Linked DNA regions of Homo sapiens: region 1 is linked to region 2. A link is an interaction called in ENCODE POLR2A ChIA-PET data of the cell type or tissue named here. Cell type or tissue: A673. All regions are shown on one strand. Links, peaks and the distances in the headings refer to the core of each region. The heading gives the core; the rest is flanking DNA. Region 1 overlaps CLRN1 (clarin 1). Region 2 overlaps SIAH2 (siah E3 ubiquitin protein ligase 2).

Region 1 (9,535 bases), core at 7,036-9,535, 220 kb after region 2:
TTAAACAGGCTTGACTTGGCTATTTTACCTTGCAAGGATCAAAGATTAAGATTTAGACATCAGGATCACTAAAATGTGAAATAAAAAGGCAATGAATGAATTCAAGTCATAAGGCCAAATATTCTCAGATGGTTACATGAGAACCAGCTTTTGTGAGGCTTCAATACTATTCTTAAAATAGGTGGTGAACACTCCTATTCAACACAGTATTGGAAGTTCTGGCCAGGGCAAACAGGCAAGAGAAAGAAATAAAGCGTATTCAAATAGGAAGAGAGGAAGTCAAATTGTCTCTGTTTGCAGATGAGATGATTGTATATTTAGAAAACCCTGTCGTCTCAGCCCAAAATCTCCTTAAGCTGATAAGCAACTTCGGCAAAGTCTCAGGATACAAAATCAATGTGCAAAAATCACAAGCATTCCTATACACCAATAACAGACAAACAGAGAGCAAACTTATGAGTGAACTTCCATTCACAATTGCTACAAAGAGAACAAAATACCTAGGAATACAACTTACAAGGGATGTGATGGACCTCTTCAAGGAGAACTACAAACTACTGCTCAAGGAAATAAGAAAGGACACAAACAAATGGAAAAACATTCCATGCTCACGGATAGGAAGAATTAATATCATGAAAATGGCCATACTGCCCAAAGTAACTTATAGATTCAATGCTTTTCCCATCAAGCTACCATTGACTTTCTTCACAGAATTAGAAAAAACTACTTTAAATTTCATATGGAACCAAAAAAGAGCCTGAATAGTCAAGACAATCCTAAGCAAAAAGAACAAAACTGGAGGTATTACGCTACCTGACTTCAAATTATACTACAAGTCTACAGTAACCAAAACAGCATGGTACTTGTATCAAAACAGATACAGAGACCAATGAAACAGAACAGAGGCCTCAGAAATAATGCCACACATCTACAACCATCTGCTCTTTGACAAACCTGACAAAAACAAGCAACGGGGAAAGGATTCCCTATTTAATAAATGGTGTTGGGAAAACTGGCTAGCCATATGCAGAAAACTAAACTGGACCCCTTCCTTATACCTTATACAAAAATTAACTCAAGATGGATTAAAGATTTAAACATAAGACCTAAAACCATAAAAATCCTAGAAGAAAACCTAGGCATTACCATTCAGGACATAGGCGTGGGCAAAGACTTCATGACTAAACACCAAAAGCAATGGCAACAAAAGCCAAAATTGACAAATGGGATCTAATTAAACTAAAAAAACTTCTGCGCAGCAAAAGAAACTATTATCAGAGTGAACGGGCAACCTGCAGAATGGAAGAAAATTTTTGCAATCTACCCATCTGACAAAGGACTAATATCCAGAATCTACAAGGAAGTTAAACAAATTTACAAGAAAAAACCCCGTTAAAAAGTGGGCAAAGGATATGAACGGACACTTCTCAAAAGAAGACATTTATACGGCCAACAAACATGAAAAAAAGCTCATCATCACTTGTCATTAAAGAAATGCTAATCAAAACCACACTGAGATACCATCTCACTCCAATTAGAATGGCAATCATTAAAAAGTCAGGAAGCAACAGATGTTGGAGAGGATGTGGAGAAATAGGAACGCTTTTACACTGTTGGTGGGAGTGTAAACTAGTTCAGCTATTGTGGAAGACAGTGTGGCAATTCCTGAAGGACCTAGAACCAGAAATGCCATTTGACCCAGCAATCCCATTACTGGGTCTATACCCAAAGGATTATAAATCATTCTACTATAAAGACATATGCCCACATATGTTTATTGCAGCACTGTTCACAATAGCAAGGACTTGGAACTAAGCCAAATGCCCATCAATGATAGACTAGATTAAGAAAATGTGGCACATGTATACCATAGAATGGTATGCAGCCATAAAATGAGTTCATGCCTTTTGCAGGAACATGAATGAAGCTGGAAACCATCATTCTCAGCAAACTGACGCAGGAACAGAAAACCAAACACCGCATGTTCTCACTCATAAGTGGGAGTTGAACAATGAGAACACATGGACACAGGGAGGGGAATATCACACACCGGGGCTTGTCGGTGGGTGGGGGACTAGGGGAGGGATAGCATTAGGAAAAATACCTAATGTAGATGACAGGTTGATGGGTGCAACAAACCATCATGGCACGTGTATACCTATGTAACAAACCTGCATGTTCTGCACATGTATTTCAGAATTTAAAGTATAATAAAAAAAACTTTAAAAAAGATAGTGAAATTGAAGGATAATCTTACATATTTTCTTCATCTCTTTGTATCCCTTTTTCATATTCTAAGGGGGCAAAATGTAGCAGAGGAAGAGCATGATTTACCATATGCATATGAATTTGAATCCCAAGTCTGCTACCTATTAGCTATGTGACTTTGGAAAATTGTGGTGACCTCTCTGTTTCCAGTTTCCATATTTCTTCAAGAGAAACAGCATCATAATATGTCCCATGTAAGGGTTGTAGATAATACATACAAAATGCCTGGCACCTATGAGGCACCCAATAAGTGGGCAGCTGAAATAATATTCATTATTGAATATTGCTTTTATCAATATCATTCTATCATTATATCAATATCATAATATTAATTATAGTAATTCAATATTAATGAGTATATACTGATATACTTTTATGATTCTCAAAGTCTAATCTTTTGCCAGTGGCAGAGACCCACCCAATATTTTTTTCTTCTGAGAAGTCTGAAAGTCCTTGGGGAAGATGAGTCACCTTCAGAAATTAGAAAAGAAAGCAGAGCAGCAAATTGTGAGAACAGTTGAGGAGTCATCCTTCAATAGGTAAAGTTCATATACACCAGGGTTAAGTTCCAGGAGTGCCACTTAGAACCTGCCCCTGTCAGACTCCTCTTCCTCTCCCAGGTATGCTCGGGTCAATGATTTTACTACTATTAGGGTGTGGGATGATTTAAAGGGAAGGAAGGTATATGGGTGTGCGTGTGCACATGTGCTTACAAGTAAAATTATAATTCTTGAACAATGTTGATTCTGTACTTTTTTATGTGAATATGGGAAGATAGTTACTAGGGGAAGGGAGAAATAAAACTTCTTTTTCTGGATTAGGTAGGCAGAACCAGAAGTTCCTTTGCTTAAAGTCATTTTCTCCATATTCCTCACCAATTGGAGGATAAGTTCTGCCAAGTTCCTCTTCTGGGTAAAGAATGCCCTTGGAGAGGTCAGGCGTAGTGGCTTATGCCCATAATTCCAGCACTTTGGGAGGCCAATGCAGGAGGATTGCTTGAGCCCAGCAGTTTGAGACCTGCCTGGGCAACCCCATCTCTACAAAAAAATTTTTTAAAAGTTAGCCAGGTGTAGTGGCACATGCCTGTGGTCCCTTCTACTCAGGAGGCTGAGGTGGGAGGATTCCTTGGGCAGGAGAGGTCAAGGCTGCAGTGAGCTGTGATCACACCACTGCACTCCAGGCTGGACGACAGAGTGAGACCCAGTCTCAAAACAAAACAAAACAAATACTCTTGGAGTGTTAAACATATTGGTCATTCCTAACTTCTTGCCATTATCAGTTTAAGAAGTTAGATTTAGGAAAGTGGAGTTTTTCAGCAAGGCTTGGAAGAGGAGTTTCTTGGAAAAACAGAGAAAGCAAAAATTGGAGGAAGCAGGATGTCAGCTTCTTCTTGCTTTTGACCTTCTTCCATTTGTGCTTTCTCAATAATACGATCTCATTTATTTCGGTATTTGTGGCTGCCCCTACTTTCTGGAACCCACTAATCCATCTTGCCAGAATTCCAAAGCATCCCATTCTTCAATTTCCCTTTCTTTAACATGCAATTTCCCACACAAAAAGTAAAAGATTGTAATGGGAGAGAAAAGAAACATCCACTTTGGTCATGAAATCCATCTGGATCCTGATAAATGGTAGATATTTCAGAAAACTTTAAAAATCATGAGTTTTGAGGATCAGAGCAAAGGCACACGTAACTCAGCATGTCTAATGATGGTGGCCAAAAATCTGTCAGTGGAGTCATCATGTGACTAAGATTAGAAGGGTTATGCAACTGTAAAGCTGGAAGGAACTTGTCTAGAACAGCGAGCCCCTCGTTGTATAGATCACAGAGCATTTAAACGGTGAGAGATGTCAGAAATCACCTAGTATCGTCTCCCATATACAGATGCAAGAACTGAAAATCAATGAAGTGATGGAATTTTCTCAAAGCGTAATCTCTTGTGAGTGGCAGAGACCCACCTCAAATCCAGGTTGCTTAATTTCAATAGTGTCAGTTTACCAAACGTTTATTAAGTACCTCTTTGGGCCATGCACTGTCTGAGGCCCTGGTTTGAAGGAGCACTGGGATGAATAATACACAGCTCCTGCCTTCTTGGGGATTAAGATCTCCTTGCAGGGAAATACACATTCTCAAATATTTATAATATAGTTGTTTTGAAATAATAGAGCAAACATCAAGGTCTGGGAAGGACAGAGGAGGAAGCAATTATTTGGCTGAGAGAAGTTGAAGGTTTTTCTTTCACAATAGTGCTTCTCATACATTATTATCTTCTATTCCATTAATTGCTTTTTTTTTAATGGGAGGTAAACAAAACCTCTATTTGCTGGACTGTTTTAATAGGTGAGTGAGACTAGACAACAGGACCCCTAAGCTAAAAGGCAGAAGAGCCCATGCTTGCTGGTGAAATGGTGCATATAGCTTCTTCCTCTCCTCCCCTAACCAGGTAGTCTTTGCAGATGAACTTCATAGGCTTCCCCTTTACACACCCCCATACCTGCTTCCACACAGACCATAGGGGGAAACACAGGATATCAGACAGAGCTACATCAAAGACCTTTGTAGCTCTGCCATCGGCAGGGTGATAGGAGAGACGCAAGGTGTGCAGGGTCATGACCAGTGAGTCACTTGGGGCAGGTCAGGTCAGCAAGAGACAAGAGTCACACTTGGAGGAGACCATGGAGATAGAGAGTGCCAACTCTCAGTGACAGGCACTGAGACCCTGAGGCCCAACCATTTCATCCCAACATGTGTTTGAGAAGCCACCTGCTTGCTCACAGAAGTAGTTTCAACATTTTCTCTCCAATTTGGGTCAAATGCCTCATTTAGTAAAGAAACTCTGCTTTTCTAAAATATGAAGTGAACTAATTTCTGTTCAGCTTTTTATAAATTTTCAATCATGAGGTCCAAATTAAAATGCTTTTCAAAGTATGACTAAAGTTGCAAGCTGTGATACATGATTGGTTAAATTTTATTTTTCACATTTTAAGAAAATAATTCCATATGTTTTTGCCAGCTCATTGAACTATCTTGGCAATGAATAGATCAGTATATCTAGGAATGATTGATACCATATGATTCTTGGGTATCATATTTTGATGATATTCTGCAATGTTTCAAATTACCGAAACAGAAACCCACCCACACACACTGAGGCTCAAAATTTGCAGTTTTTGTCTTGATGGCTACATTTAGAGTTTAAACATCATCATTAAAATTTTACAGGTGACATATCAAGAAAAATTAAGCCCACTAGTTGTGTCTCTTTGAAGGGAAAACATTCCTTCATTATAATGAATGAAATTGTATGCTAGGTATGAATGCTGGTGACCTCTAGAAAATGAACCACTGACCCATAAGTGGATGAGAATCAGCCAGAGTAAATGAGGCAGAAGTTTTCCCAGCGTAACTGGGCATGCTGGCAGGGCAGATTCTTGTTATAATTAAAAGAGATAGAGTGGTCAATAGGGAACATTTAATAGGAACAAACATGACTACATTGCCAAACTATTTTTCTGGTCCATTTTTCATTCTCATGTTATGCCATATATCTGGGTTTTAAAAGTGACACAAGCATTGCACATGAAACTAACACACATACAAGTGTACAGCAGAACCCAGGAAAAATTCAATTAAAATATGAACACCATCAATCACCAACTTGTTCAGAGCAAATCCCCATCTAAATCTGTACTGACCAATACAGTAGCCATAAAAATGAGCATGTGACCCTATGCAAATCAGACATCCCCTCCTCCAGACACTGCATATATTCCTGGCTGGTGTCTACCATACTTAGGGACCTCCTCTTTTGGCTTTGGAGCGCCCCACCCCCGCGTCTCTGTACAGGGGAGCCATTTTCTTCTGCCTTCTCTTTTCTTTCTTGCCTATTAAACTCTCTGCTCCATAAAACCACACACAAAAAAATGAGCATGTGAAATGTGGCTAGACTGAATTAGATGTAATGTAAATGTAAAATACACTCTAGATTTCCAAGACAGCGTCAAGAAAAAAAAAAACAATGTAAAACATCTCAATAAATTTTTAATTATATGTTAAAATGATAATATTTTGGATATCTTGGGTTTAAAAAAATCATTAAAATTAATTTCATCTATTCCTTTTTACTTTTGTTTTCTAATATGGCTACTAGGACATTTAAAAGTACATATGTGGCTTGTGGCTTGTAATATATATATATATATATATATTTTTTTTTTTTTTTTTTTTTTTTTTTTTTTGAGACAGAGTCTTGCTCTGTCACCAAGGCTGGAGTGCAGTGGCGAGATCTCGGCTCACTGCAAGCTCCACCTCCCGGGTTCGTGCCATTCTCCTGCCTCAGCCTCCCAAGTAGCTGGGACTACAGGCGCCCCCGCCACGCCCGGCTAATTTTTTGTATTTTTAGTAGAGACGGGATTTCACCAGGTTAGCCAGGATGGTCTCGATCTCCTGACCCTGTGTCCTCCCAAAGTGTTGGCCTCCCAAAAGTTGGGATTACAGGCGTGAGCCACTGCACCCGGCCTGCTTATAGTATATTTTTATTGGCCAGTGCTGATATAAATGAAACATTTAGGTATGCAAAATAGTGTTTATCCACCTAACAGAACTGAAATATAAATTCCTATTAATTGATAATAACATGACAACACAAAGAAAACTTGCCATGAGACCAGCCTGGCCCACATGGTGAAACCCTGTCTTTACTAAAAATACAAAAAAAAAATTAGCTGGGCATGGTGGTGCACGCCTGTAGTCCCAGCTACTTGGGAGGCTGAGGCAGGAGAATCGCTTGAACCCAGGAGGGGTAGTTGCAGTGAGCCGAAAAAACTGGCCACGAAGTGATTGTTACCTTGATAAGTTACCTTTTCCATTCCTCTTACACTGGTAAGATTCTGTGAATTCAAATGTTTGCTTAATAACTTTCTAAAGGCACAATAAGAAAGAAGACATTCTGGGAAATGAATTGTGCACTAATTGTAAGTTGAGCTCTGGAAGAAACAGAAAAGAGTCATCCACCTGAGCTCTCTGGAGGTCCCTGCTTTTTGCTCCAAGGAAGCCACTACTGAGAAAGTAAGGTTAGATCTTTTATTCATTTATATGAACAGGGCTTATACATTTCTATCAGGAAGAATATCAGAGGATTCTCATCCAAGCAAACGTTGATGAAACATCATTGACAGGGTAATGACATTCTGAATGGAAAAAACGTGAACCACAAAGCTGCGTTGCAATGGGAGTGTAAACTTTGAGGGTGCAATGTGTCCCAAAGGCATGTTGATTAGAAAGTTTTAACACTGAGAGGGGTGTTTATTTAAATGAATATTATCCTCTTTGGGGAGTCCATTGGATCTATTTATTTTGGTTTTCCCAACTCTGTCTCATGCTGCATTGAAAAAGATACTTTTATGCTTAGGAAAAAAAAAAAAGCTCTACTGTAAGTATTCTTAGCTGGGCCTCACCAAAATGAATGAGATTTTTAACATGTATAGTATATACAGTACACTTAATATGTATAGTCTATTGTATATTGATGGAGCTGTCACTGCAGAATGAACAAGTAAATGGAAGATTTTCTTCACTAGGCTAGGGGGAGAATGTCAGGGGTATCTGGGAGCTAATGAAATTCTGTGAGATAAGTGAGGGTACTGTTTAAACCCCACCAGTTCTGCAAGTCCTCACAGAAAGCAAAAGGAGGGGCACCCAATTAGAACAACTTCATCCTTAGACAGGACAAGCATAGGACACAACCACAAAAATCATTCGCTAAACCCCAGAAGAATGTGGCTGTGTAAGGATTAAATGAGACAAAGCATATAAAGTGCTTAGTATGTAGTAAGTGTTCAGAAAACATCTTATTATTGTTTTGAAACATGTCCTATGGCATGAGTAAAGTTTATCTCCATTTCACTGTAGAAAATGTAAAGGCTCCAGAAAATTCACCAGTACCTTCTCCGCTTTTGTCTAAATTCATCTGTGAGAAGCTTTACTCACGCTTTGGCTGCCGGTGACTCACGGTTAAATCATCTCTCTCAACTTTTTTCCTTTTCGGTTTTTTAATACAGTTGCATATCACATGACATTCTGCTTTGTTTTCTTCCTTCCCCTTCCCCAGGAAAACTAAGCAACTCTAACAGCCCCATTACCTTAATGAATAAAAGCCATTCAGTGAAAAGAACTGGTATCCACTTCATCAATTAAAAAGCTAACAACCAATTCTTGGAAATTTTCTGGAGCCCTATGAAAATTCATATCACTTAGTAACCTATGTGAGCTGAAGGTTGGTGTCCAATGACTGCTAAGAAGATATAAGGAATGTTGCAGAAATATAAATAGACCAGCACTGAAATTTAATTAGGCACTGCATATGTTAATAATAAATTCAATTAATTTAGCCTTCTACCTATACTAGAAAGAAAAAAAAAACCTGGGCAAAATAATAATTCATTTTAAATGCTTCAGTTGGTAACCTCCTTTCCTGAAGAGTGATTTATGCAGTAATTTACTGACTGTGTCTTCATAAGGTTGTTCCAAACCAGCCCTTCTGAAATAATAATAACTTCTGAATGTGTGTTGTAAGAGATATAACAAATGACTTCCTATTAATTTTCATTTAATGAGTTGCCTATTCACATGGTAATTTTTAAAAATTCTCTTCTTAAGATAAACAGGTTATAAATACTGTGGATTACACTTCCATTTCACAAAAATCACAACAAGAAAATCTCTCTCATATTCTCTACATGATTTGCAGGTCAATCAGTTTAAAATGTTCTATACTAAATAGGCATCCATTTCTTTCCCAGTTAGCACAGCAGATCATTTTAAATTTCTATAGCCAAATGATTCCAAATTAGTTAAAAATGAAAACTGAATATTTAGCAGCAGGAAAGGTCTTAGCAGGAATAATGGGAGGGAGTGGGGAGCAGGAAACAAAATCATGAGAAAGGTGGCAACCTGGTTAAATACGGAGCCCATGACCTTGGTTCTTTTTATAAAGAACAAAAAGCATAAAGATCATTCTTTACAGCTTTCCTATTTCCCCAAGTTTACTTTTTTAAAAAGACTCCATAATTTTTTACATAAATATTAATACTTAAGCATCTTAATTGCCAATATTTCCAAAAACCTTAATTATGTAACAATGAATTAACTCTATATTATAATAAAAAGCAAGTATAAAATAATAAAAACTAGGAAGAAGAAATTGCTCAGAGTCATAGGTTTTTCATATGGTTCACACCGATTTAAAAAGTCCTGCAGTAAACACGG
Region 2 (9,917 bases), core at 3,793-6,292:
CATTGTCCTCTGATCCTTCTAAAGGTTTGCGGGTGCCTGACAAGTCTGTGGCCTTGGCATGTAGTTTCATTATTCACCACTCTCAGTGGTCCAAGGTAAACTCCACTTTGTTCTAGACCCATTTGAAAGATGAGCTCCAGGAATAAAATTTACTTAAGCCCCCTTTTTCTTTTGGGAGGTGAACCTGGAAGTGGGAAGAAGAGATATAGGAGCTCAACTGGAAGGATGAATTTCTGACAGTATAATTTATTATGTATGATTAGCAGATAATTAGGACTTGTGCAAATGGGAGTTGGCAGCTAAGCCTAGTATAGATCCACATCATGGTAAAAGTTACATTTTAACCATCAGTCAAACTTTTAAAAGGACTTCTAGCAATTCAAGCTAGCTGTTTTGTGATTTAAAATGTTTACCTGCCCCACAAAGACCACTGAATGATCACAGGTTATTTTCTAGTTAATTTACAGGTTTGTTAATTTTGCTTATTGGTTCACTGATTCATTGCCTGCTTCTTGCCCACCTAATATTTGTTGATGAATGAATAAATGTTAGATGTATCTGCCGAAGATGGAATGTTTTCCACCATGTTAATTTTACTTTAATTAGAAGTTTTACTGTGGGACTTAGAATTTAAAAAAAAATCAATAGATTTTGAGATCATGTAAGAAGAAATGTTTGTTTTAGATTTCAGGCACTATGGTTTTGTCATTTTTGATGAAAGTGTTTCACATATTTTATTTACATAACTATTTGGAGTGAGAAGATTTAAAAATTTTTTTTTTTATTGAAATGACGGGGTCTCACTTTGTTAGCCAGGGTAGTCATGAATTCCCGGCGTCAAGCAATCCTCTCACCTCAGTCTCCTAAAATGCTGGGATTAAAGATGTGAGCCACCATGCCTGGCAGTGAGAAGGTTTATAGCCTTTCTGAGATCTTACCTAGACTGGAAAACATGAGCACAGTTGTCCTTTTGATGGCTGTATGTTCCTCTTGCTTAAAATATGTTTACAACAATGGTAGAGTAGCTGTGATTGGAACTCAAGTAGCCAGTGTCCTGTGTGACCTGGAGCCTACCAAATCACCTATGAGTGGGTCTATAAAACTGTCTATGACTTCCTCCTTGACTATTATTAACAGTGGAAGAGTTGTAGACTCTTCAAGTTAATCATGTTAAGGCTTGGGAAACAGGAGAAAGTGAAATCTGTTCTTGTGACTTATTTATAATATTCAACCTGCATCTGTCTAGCATCCTTCCTCTAAGAACCTTAGCGTATTTTCCCTTAACTTGAATGGTAAATTCCTGAACTCTGCTGTGAGGCAGTGTGAAGAGATAATCAGGCCTGACACGGTGGCTCATGCCTGTAATCCTAGCACTTTGGCAGGCTGAGGCAGGCGGATTCCCTGAGCTCAGGAGTTCGAGACCAGCCTGGGCAACATGGTGAAACCCCATCTCTACTACAATACAAAAGAAATTAGCCGGGCGTGGCAGCATGTGCCTGTAGTCAGGAGGCTGAGGCAGGAGAATTGCTTGAACCCGGGAGGTGGAGGTTACAGTGAGCCGAGATTACGCCACTGAACTCCAGCCTGGGTGACAGAGAGAGACTCTGTCTCTTAAGAAAAAAAAAAGAGAGAGATATCATCAACCAATAGTGCAGTAACAGTTTTACAGACAGTGATAGGAGAAGACACTATTACTCAGCACTAGAACTGTCAAGTCAAACAGTGTCACCAAACAGTGGTGAGAGTAAGGAAACACTTACTGTTCACTTTACTAAATTTCTTCTGGGGAAGACAATTCTAATTAAAATCTTGGGCCCAAAAATCTGTCCTTTTTGCCTAAGAGAAAGTCAACAAACCACCTTTTAGCTTTCTTACTAAGAGGTGTCTTGGGAAGACTTTGGCATAAATTTCTTTTCTTTCTTTTTAAAAAGAGACAGGGTCCTGCTGTGTTGCCCAGGCTGATCTCAAACTCCTAGCCTCACGTGATCCTCCCATGTCAGCCTCTCGAAGTGTTGGGATTATAGGCATGAGCCACCACAACTGGCCTGGCATAATTATTACTGCAGAAATCTGAGAACACCCTGCTATCAAGGGAGGGTGTGTTTAGCCTTACAGAGACTCCCAGGGCTGGCAGGGGTTTATTTTTAATCTTAGAAACTTTAAACAAAGGTTGACTTTTGACCATGTATGTTTCTCATCTGTCCATAGCCAGAGTTAGCAGGTAACCACACATTGTCATGGAGAACCAGTTTTGTGAGGTCCTTTCAAAGTGCATGTTCAAGCAAACAAAACACTTAAAAGCTGAGTTAAAGGCTCTATGCCATGTGACCAGTACCACACCCACCCTTTCAGTATGCCCTCACTCTTCCATGCCAGGTTCCCACCTGCACAACCACATAACTGCCCTGACAGTTCTTCAAACAGCTCTATTCCCCTCAGCAGTCTTTATTTCTCAACGAAAGCAACTGAATTCACCAAAAGACTTAAGTGGTAGGGTTGTAAAATTATTAAATAGGCCAGGTGCAGTGGCTCACGCCTGTAATCCCAGCATTTTGGGAGGCCGAGGCAGGCGGATCACCTGAGGTCAGGAGTTCGAGAACAGTCTGGCCAACATGGCGAAGTCATGTCTTTACTGAAAATACAAAAATTATCCGGGCGTGATGGCATGAGCCTGAAATGCCAGCTAATCGGGAGGCTGAGGCATGAGAATCACTTGAACCCGGGCGGCAGAGGTTGCAGTGAGCCAAGATCGCACCACTGCACTCCAGCCTGGGCGACAGAGCGAGACTCCATCTCAGTATTAAAAAAAAAAAATTATCAAATAAAAATACAAGATGTCTCTCAGGCAATGTTTGGAATATACTTATTATTCTTCTCCGGCCCCGCAAGTTATTTGTTGTTTATCTGAAATTCAAATTTAACTGGGCACTCTGTATTTATCTGGCAACCCTAATAAGAGGACCTGCTGGTACCACTGCCATCCCTGCAAAAGCCACTCCTTGGGTCTAGAATGGGAAGAGGGATCACTGTTCCTCAGAAGGGTAGAGTGGGCACAGAAAAAGCAAGAGGTTGTAGTGAAAAAGACACTGTATATGTAATTAGTCCAGACTGGAGTTTCTGCCCCCAAACTTAAAAACTGCACGAGCATGGGTGCCTAGCTCGGGCCATCTATAAGCAAGGCAAGCAACATCCTTCACAAGCAACTTTGCTGGCCTCCCACACAGCCTCCTTATGAGCTTCCATCCCTTCTTTCTTCACAGGCAAACCGCTGCGCACCTTCAACATGCAGCTGGTGCCACCATGGCAGCAAGGTCTTCGGACTCCTTTCGGCTCCTAGTACTTCAGACGGGCTCTGCCCTATTGGCACATCTGTCTCCACCAGTAGACTTAGGAGAGTTTCAGAAAGACGAGAGGGGTGAGCAGAGGCAAGAACTGGCTAGGCAGATGGGTTGTGGGAAGGAGAGGGCCTGGAACTGCAGGAGATTCCAAGGCAAGAGTGAGTATGATGTAAAGTTGGTGGGGTCAGCAGCGGCCAACTCTGGCCTGACACTGCACCAGGGAGAAAAAGCAGGCTGTGGCATTAAGAAAACCAAAAGGTAACACCCAATGTCGGTGCTGCTGGGAAGAAATGGACATTCAACTGTAAACCATTCTAAGGGAGAAAACAATTTGGTTCTACTATCAAAAAGCTTCAATTTCTCAGGCCGGGTGTGGCGGCTCATGCCTGTAATCCTGCCACTTCAGGAAGCTGAAGCCGAATCACTTGAGCTCAGGTGTTCAAGACCAGCCTGGGCAACATGGTGAAACCCTGTTCCTACAAAAAATACAAACATTAGCCAAGCCTGATGGTGTGTGCCTGTAATCCCAGCCACTCAAGAGGCTAAGGTGGGAGGATCCCCTGAGCCCAGGAGGTTGAGGCTGCAGTGAGCTGTGATTATGCCACTGCACTCCAGCTTGGATGACAGAACTAGACCCTGTCTCGAAACAAAAAACAAAAAAAAAACACTGAGATTTCTGCATATACCCTTGGGCTCTACCATCCAACTTCAAGGAATTTAACTTTAGGAAATAACTATATTTTTGTGTACAAAGATTTGGTTATAGCAGTGCTTTAAAAAAAAAATCTCAGTAAGAAAAGAGAATTTAAATGACCACAAATAGGAGCCTGATTAAATAACTCTGGTACTGTTATAGAACTGCAATATGTGGCCATTAAATATGATCCTAAAGAATATTTATCACTGTAGAAAAGCAGTCACGATGTGTTAGATAAAGAATGTGTTAGATAAAGAAGCAGATTATGAAACAGTGTAGACAATAGGATTCCTCACCTGTATTGTTCTATTCTCAAATTGCTACAAAGAAATACTTGAGACTGAGTAAGTTATAAAGAAAAGAGGTTTAATTGGCTCACGGTTCTGCAAGCTGTACAGGAAGCATAGTGGCTTCTGCTTCTAGGGAGGCCTCAGAAAGCTTCCAATCATGGTGGAAGGCAAAGGGGGAGTGAGGCATCTCACATGGCAAGAGCAGGAGCAAGGGTGGGAGAGGTGCTTCACACTTCTTAAATAACCAGATCTCATAAGACTCACTATCATGAGAACAGCACCAAGAGGATAGTGCTAAGCCATTCATGAGAAATCCACCCCCAAGATCCAACCACCTGCCCCAGGCCCCACCTCCAACATTGGGGATTACAATTGAACATGAGACTTGATGGGGACATAGACCCAAACCATATCACCATCTCACTTGTTTTGTTTTTGTTTTTGTTTTTAAAGAAAAACTCCACCGATGTAGAAATAAGTTTGCAAGGATGTATGCAAAATGGTATAGTGGTTATCTTTAGGTGAGGGAGATTATAGGAGATTTTAATTTTATACTATTTTCTATATGTTCTACATTTAAAAATAATCATAACTTTAGAAAACATAATATGTAAAAATACACAAAATATAATACATATAATTTAAAATGCTGCTTAATCTAACCAGTTTTCCCTCTCAAAAAATTTAAAGAAATGAAAAAAAATCCTCATCACTGAAAAACCAATACAAGGGCCAACTTACACAGCTCTATGAAAATGCTATATGATTAAGAGTAGGGAAGGGAAGCTCATTGGGAAAATCTATGGGAAAAAATAGGAATGATTCCTTTTTTTCAAGTTTATGCATGAACCTGACCTCAGACATCGGCCATTTAGTTTCTGTTAGCTTCTAACTGAGCACATTTATTTAGTGCCTGGGCTGTGTCAGGCACTTTGCATGAATTATTAGTGTGTTTGGTCCTCAAGGCAACCTTGAGGCTTGGAGAGGTCACCAGCCAGTCACAGTGGGGCTGGAGTTGGGATTTGGACCAGGCCAGATGAGGGGCTGCCCTCAAAACTGCCAGAGTTAGAGGGATCCTGGGGGTAAAAGGGACCCAAAGATACTATCTTTGCTGATTCAAAATTTTAAAGCAGTGCATAGGCCGGCGCATTAGCAAAAGAATATTTTTCTTTTTCTTTTCTTCCCTTTTTTTTTTTTTTTTTTTTTTTTTTGAGACAGGGTCTCACTCTGTCACCCAGGCTGGAGGGTATTGGCAAGATCTCAGCTCACTGCAGCCTGGACCTCCTGGGCTCAAGCGATCCTCCCACCTCAGCCCTCTGAGTAGCTGGGAGTATAGACACGAGCCACCATGCCCAGCTAATTTTTGTATTTATTTATTTATTTTTTTTATTTTTTGAGACGGAGTTTCACTCTTGTTGCCCAGGCTGGAGTGCAATGGTGCGATCTCAGCTCACCACAACCTCCGCCTCCTGGGTTCAAGTGATTCTCCTGCCTCTCAGCCTCCCAAGTAGCTGGGATTACAGGCATGCGCCACCACGCCTGGCTAATTTTTTATTTTTAGTAGAGACAGGGTTACTCCATGTTGGTCAGGCTGGTCTCGAACTCCCAATCTCAGGTGATCTGCCCGCCTCGGCCTCCCAAGTGTTGGGATTACAGGTGTGAGCCACTGTGCCTGGCACAAATTTTGTATTTTTAGTAGAGACGGGGTTTCACCATGGTGGTCAGGCTGGTCTTGAACTCCTGACCTCATGATCTGCCCTCCTCAGCCTCCCAAAATGCTGGGATTACAGGCATGAGCCACCACACCTGACCAGGAATATTTTTCATCCATCTGTATATCACCTGTGGGCAAAAACTGAGAACAGGAAAACCCTTTTATTCCATAGATGCTACACAGTCTAAAAATCATTACATAAAATCTTTACCAAACTGGAAATGAGGAAAACAACAGTTTTGCAATCTAGGGCAAAGCTGATGAAATTCTGTAGAGCATTTCAGTATCCTTCATCAGCCTTAAAAGGATACCCCGAATCTTAAAATAAAGATACATTTGATCAGGAAGACTTTCTTATTTTCCTTTTCAGGATGTCCAGCGTGGAACCACATTCAAATACCCTGTGTATGATCATGTCCTGAAAAACTCGCCAGCAATACACAGTGGCTCCAAATGCTGGCACTGGTACACAGTTTAGCAAATGTGTATCTGCTACGTGCCCCTTTCAAGGAGTGAGGACCTTATGGGTTTGAATAAGAACGGCCATGTCTCACAAATTTTGTCAGAAGCAAAATCTGATGCTTAAGACATTTTACAGTGAAGCCTCACTATATTCATGTATACAGTACTTTTTAATGGGGCTTCAAAAAACAGCTCTACCACAGAACGGGAGAGTCTATCCCAATCTTGGGCTGGTATTTTATAGGCCAGACCTGCTGTAACTTTTGGTAAGCCTCTGTTCTGGTTATACTAAGGCTCAACTTTCACTGATAACTATTTACTCTAGTTCCAGGTCATGGTGACCTGTGAAAAATCTTTGGCCAGTTATGTGTGGAATTACCATTAAGCTTAAGTACTGCCATATAGTATTCTAATGCTTCTGCTTTATACAAAAAGTAAACTACAACGAAAGGTGTATTATCAATTTTGTTCTTTAAAATCTTGAGCCCCGGAGTTAATGTATGTGGACTCTGGTCCTTGCCAGTTCACTCTGTGCTTTTATGGGCCAACCTTGCCCATGTCAGGCAGTAGTGAGGACTTCAGGGACAACTTCCAAAGTAAATAGTTTTGTGTTAGGAGAATTCTGGGGGTTAGGAAGAAATTTTTGAAAGTATTTTTGGCTAATCGGCTTGTGCTTCCTGCTTCCAGGTGATCCCCCATTGCAACCTTCCAACCACCCCAATACCCCCCATATTCCATTCCATATGGTGAAGCAAAAGCCCTCAACAGCACTTCTAATCTGATTTCCAAGCACCCACTAACTAGGCGTCATCTCCGTTCTTTCTAATGGATGAACAAACAGGGTCAGGGAAGTATGTGACTGGACCAAAGTCACACAAAGCCAGGACGAGAACCCAGGTCTTCTGTTTCCTGGCTCACGTTCTTTTCACTGGGACCGCTTACTATATTTTAAAATTTTAGGGTAAGAAAGAACCTTGGGATAATCATTTAGTCCAATCCCTTCTCTTAAAGACCCTCAGGTGCAAAAAAGAAACTGACCTGTATAGAGTCAAACATCTAGTCACAAGGCCATCATCTGAGGGTTCCTGATGGCCAGAAAATAATATTCTCTTGGCAAAATGAAGATGAAAAGAAAACAAGCTACAAAATCACCAACAGTTAGGGCCTAACAGAGTTCCAAAGTTCATGTATGGCAAGAGTTAAATGAGAACTTCCAGGCTCAAGGAATGCTTCTACAAGAGAATCAGATCAGAGGCTGCATGCTGGCAGCTGGAATTTGGCCTGGAGACGTGGTGGTTCGCTTTGTCTGCAAGTGGTGGTTATACATGTGAAGTCAGCCAATGCTAGAAAAAAAATCGAGATATTTAACATAAAAAAAAAATCCAGGCTGGGCACGGTGGCTCACACTTGTAATCCCAGCACTTTGGGGGGCCGAGATAGGAGGATTGCTTGAGCTCAGGAGTATCAAGACCAGCCTGGGCAACATAGTGAGATGACATCTCTTAAAGGAAAAAAAAAAGATCCAGATTTCTGGCTTTTCTTGAAAAAAATCTAAAGGTCTGATATGCCTGTACCCACATCCCCAACCCCACCAATCAGCCAGAGGTGAGTAAAGGCTGCCTCTTGGGAGGTGGCACCTGTTCTCTGGCTCTCCACCATCTCCACTGCTCCTCCAGGTCTCCCTGACCCTGAGGCCATGAGTGCATCAAATACTTCTCTCCTCTCCTCTCCTCTCATTACATGGCCCTCCTCCCATTTAGAAAGTTTGTCTCCACTGAACTAGATGAGGCCAAGGGATTTTAAACTTTCAACTGTTTTGTCTAACCTTACTTGGTTTTATGTTATTTTTTATTTTTTTAAGGAACACAGACATTGTCACAATTCAACCACAGAGAAGACTTGTCCAGCTGAGGCTTTCAAATTCAATAATTATTTGGAGATATGCTACTAGAAACTTTCAGAGAGGACAAAGAAAAGGTATCATTACAGTGTAAGAAGGCTGGAGTGGATTAGCATTGCTCACAGTTGTAGAGAGAAATACTTGGCTGATATCAAAATACATCGTTGGATGGTAAAGTAGACTATGTTGTTGATATGAATGTGTCAACCTTCACTTCTCCCCCTAAACCCACACACTGAAGGGGTGAGTTTAAGTCTGGGCACAGGATGTCAAAAGTTCTCAGGCATGGAACAAGCCACAGAATGGATTAAAAAATACCCCAAGCGGAAGAAAGCCATACACTATTAGACATTCCATTTTTTTTTTTTTTTTTTTGACACAGAGTCTTGCTCTGTCACCCAGGCTGGAGTGCAGTGGCACAATCTCAGCTCACTGCAACCTCCACCTCCTGGGTTCAAGCGATTCTCCTGCCGCAGCCTCCTGAGTAGCTGGGATTACAGGTGCCTGCCACCACACCTGGCTATTTTTTTTTTTTTTTTTTTTAATGAGACTGAGTTTCACTCTTGTTGCCCAGGCTGGAATGCAATGACGTGATCTTGGCTCACTGCAACCTCTGCCTCCCGGGTTCAAGCAATTCTCCTGCCTCAGTCTCCTGAGTAGCTGATATTACAGGCATGTGCCACCATGCCCAGCTAACTTTTTTGTATTTTTAGTAGAAACGGGGTTTCTCCATGTTGGTCAGGCTGGTCTCAAACTCCTGACCTCAGGTGATCCACCCACCTCAGCCTCCCAAAGTGCTGGGATTACAGACGTGAGCCACTGCGCCTGGCCCTAATTTTTGTATTTTTAGTAGAGACAGGGTTTCACTATGTTGTCCAGGCTGGTCTCGAACTCCTGACCTCAGGTGATCTGCTCACCTCTGCCTCCCAAAGTGCTGGGATTACAGGCATGAGTCACCACACCCAAAGATCTGAGCTAATAATGCATCCGGTTCCCCATATCAAAGGTGCTGGCAACACTCTAGCCTTTAATTAATTACCCTAAACCTAAGTGGGATAGTTATTTGGCAATACATCCATTTTTTTGCCAACTGAAGCAGTCCAGAGCTGTGATGATACCCCACAAAATACTAGGTTTGTAGGTTTCCCCCACCCTCCCATCTTCCTACCCTACATGCCCTACAAAATTCCTGCCAATGAATTTCATAGTGAGTATGTATGTTGTCATTTTGGGATGGTCCCATAAGAGGCCCATCTGGTGAACTCATCCAACCAGACGGTTTTGTTACTGGTGTCAACCTTGAGTTATGATTCAGAATCTTGAGTATACACTCAGATTCGAAATCCCTACGTAGTAAGGTGTAGGACAAAACATCTGTGCCTTTGAGATGCAGGTGCTTGGACTGGTCCTCTTACTAGCTGTGTGATTTGACAAGTCACTTCACATTTAACCACTCTGTAGGCATGAGTTTCCTCATCTGAAAAAAAAAAAAGGCAAACTAGTAAAAGCTGACCCC

Evidence for each region. Peaks named below come from ENCODE experiments on the same cell type or tissue, not always from the same donor. Only the 100,000 strongest peaks of a DNase experiment are listed, where the experiment ranks them.
Region 1: POLR2A ChIA-PET joins it to region 2 with 13 read pairs; 2 of 35 experiments call an interaction of 5 or more read pairs at or near these places.

Annotation. Positions count from the first base shown.
Region 1 is chr3:150,962,838-150,972,372 of GRCh38, forward strand. The region is part of intron 1 of CLRN1 (clarin 1); the gene reads right to left. Among named protein-coding and RNA genes, the nearest start is that of CLRN1-AS1, 5.1 kb to the right of the region's middle. In A673, for the core only: no CTCF peak of the experiment used is centred there; no DNase peak of the experiment used is centred there.
Region 2 is chr3:150,749,813-150,759,729 of GRCh38, forward strand. The region is part of intron 1 of SIAH2 (siah E3 ubiquitin protein ligase 2); the gene reads right to left. Among named protein-coding and RNA genes, the nearest start is that of SIAH2-AS1, 7.2 kb to the right of the region's middle. RefSeq lists an enhancer at 9,618-9,677. In A673, for the core only: no CTCF peak of the experiment used is centred there; no DNase peak of the experiment used is centred there; H3K27ac peaks cover 77 bases.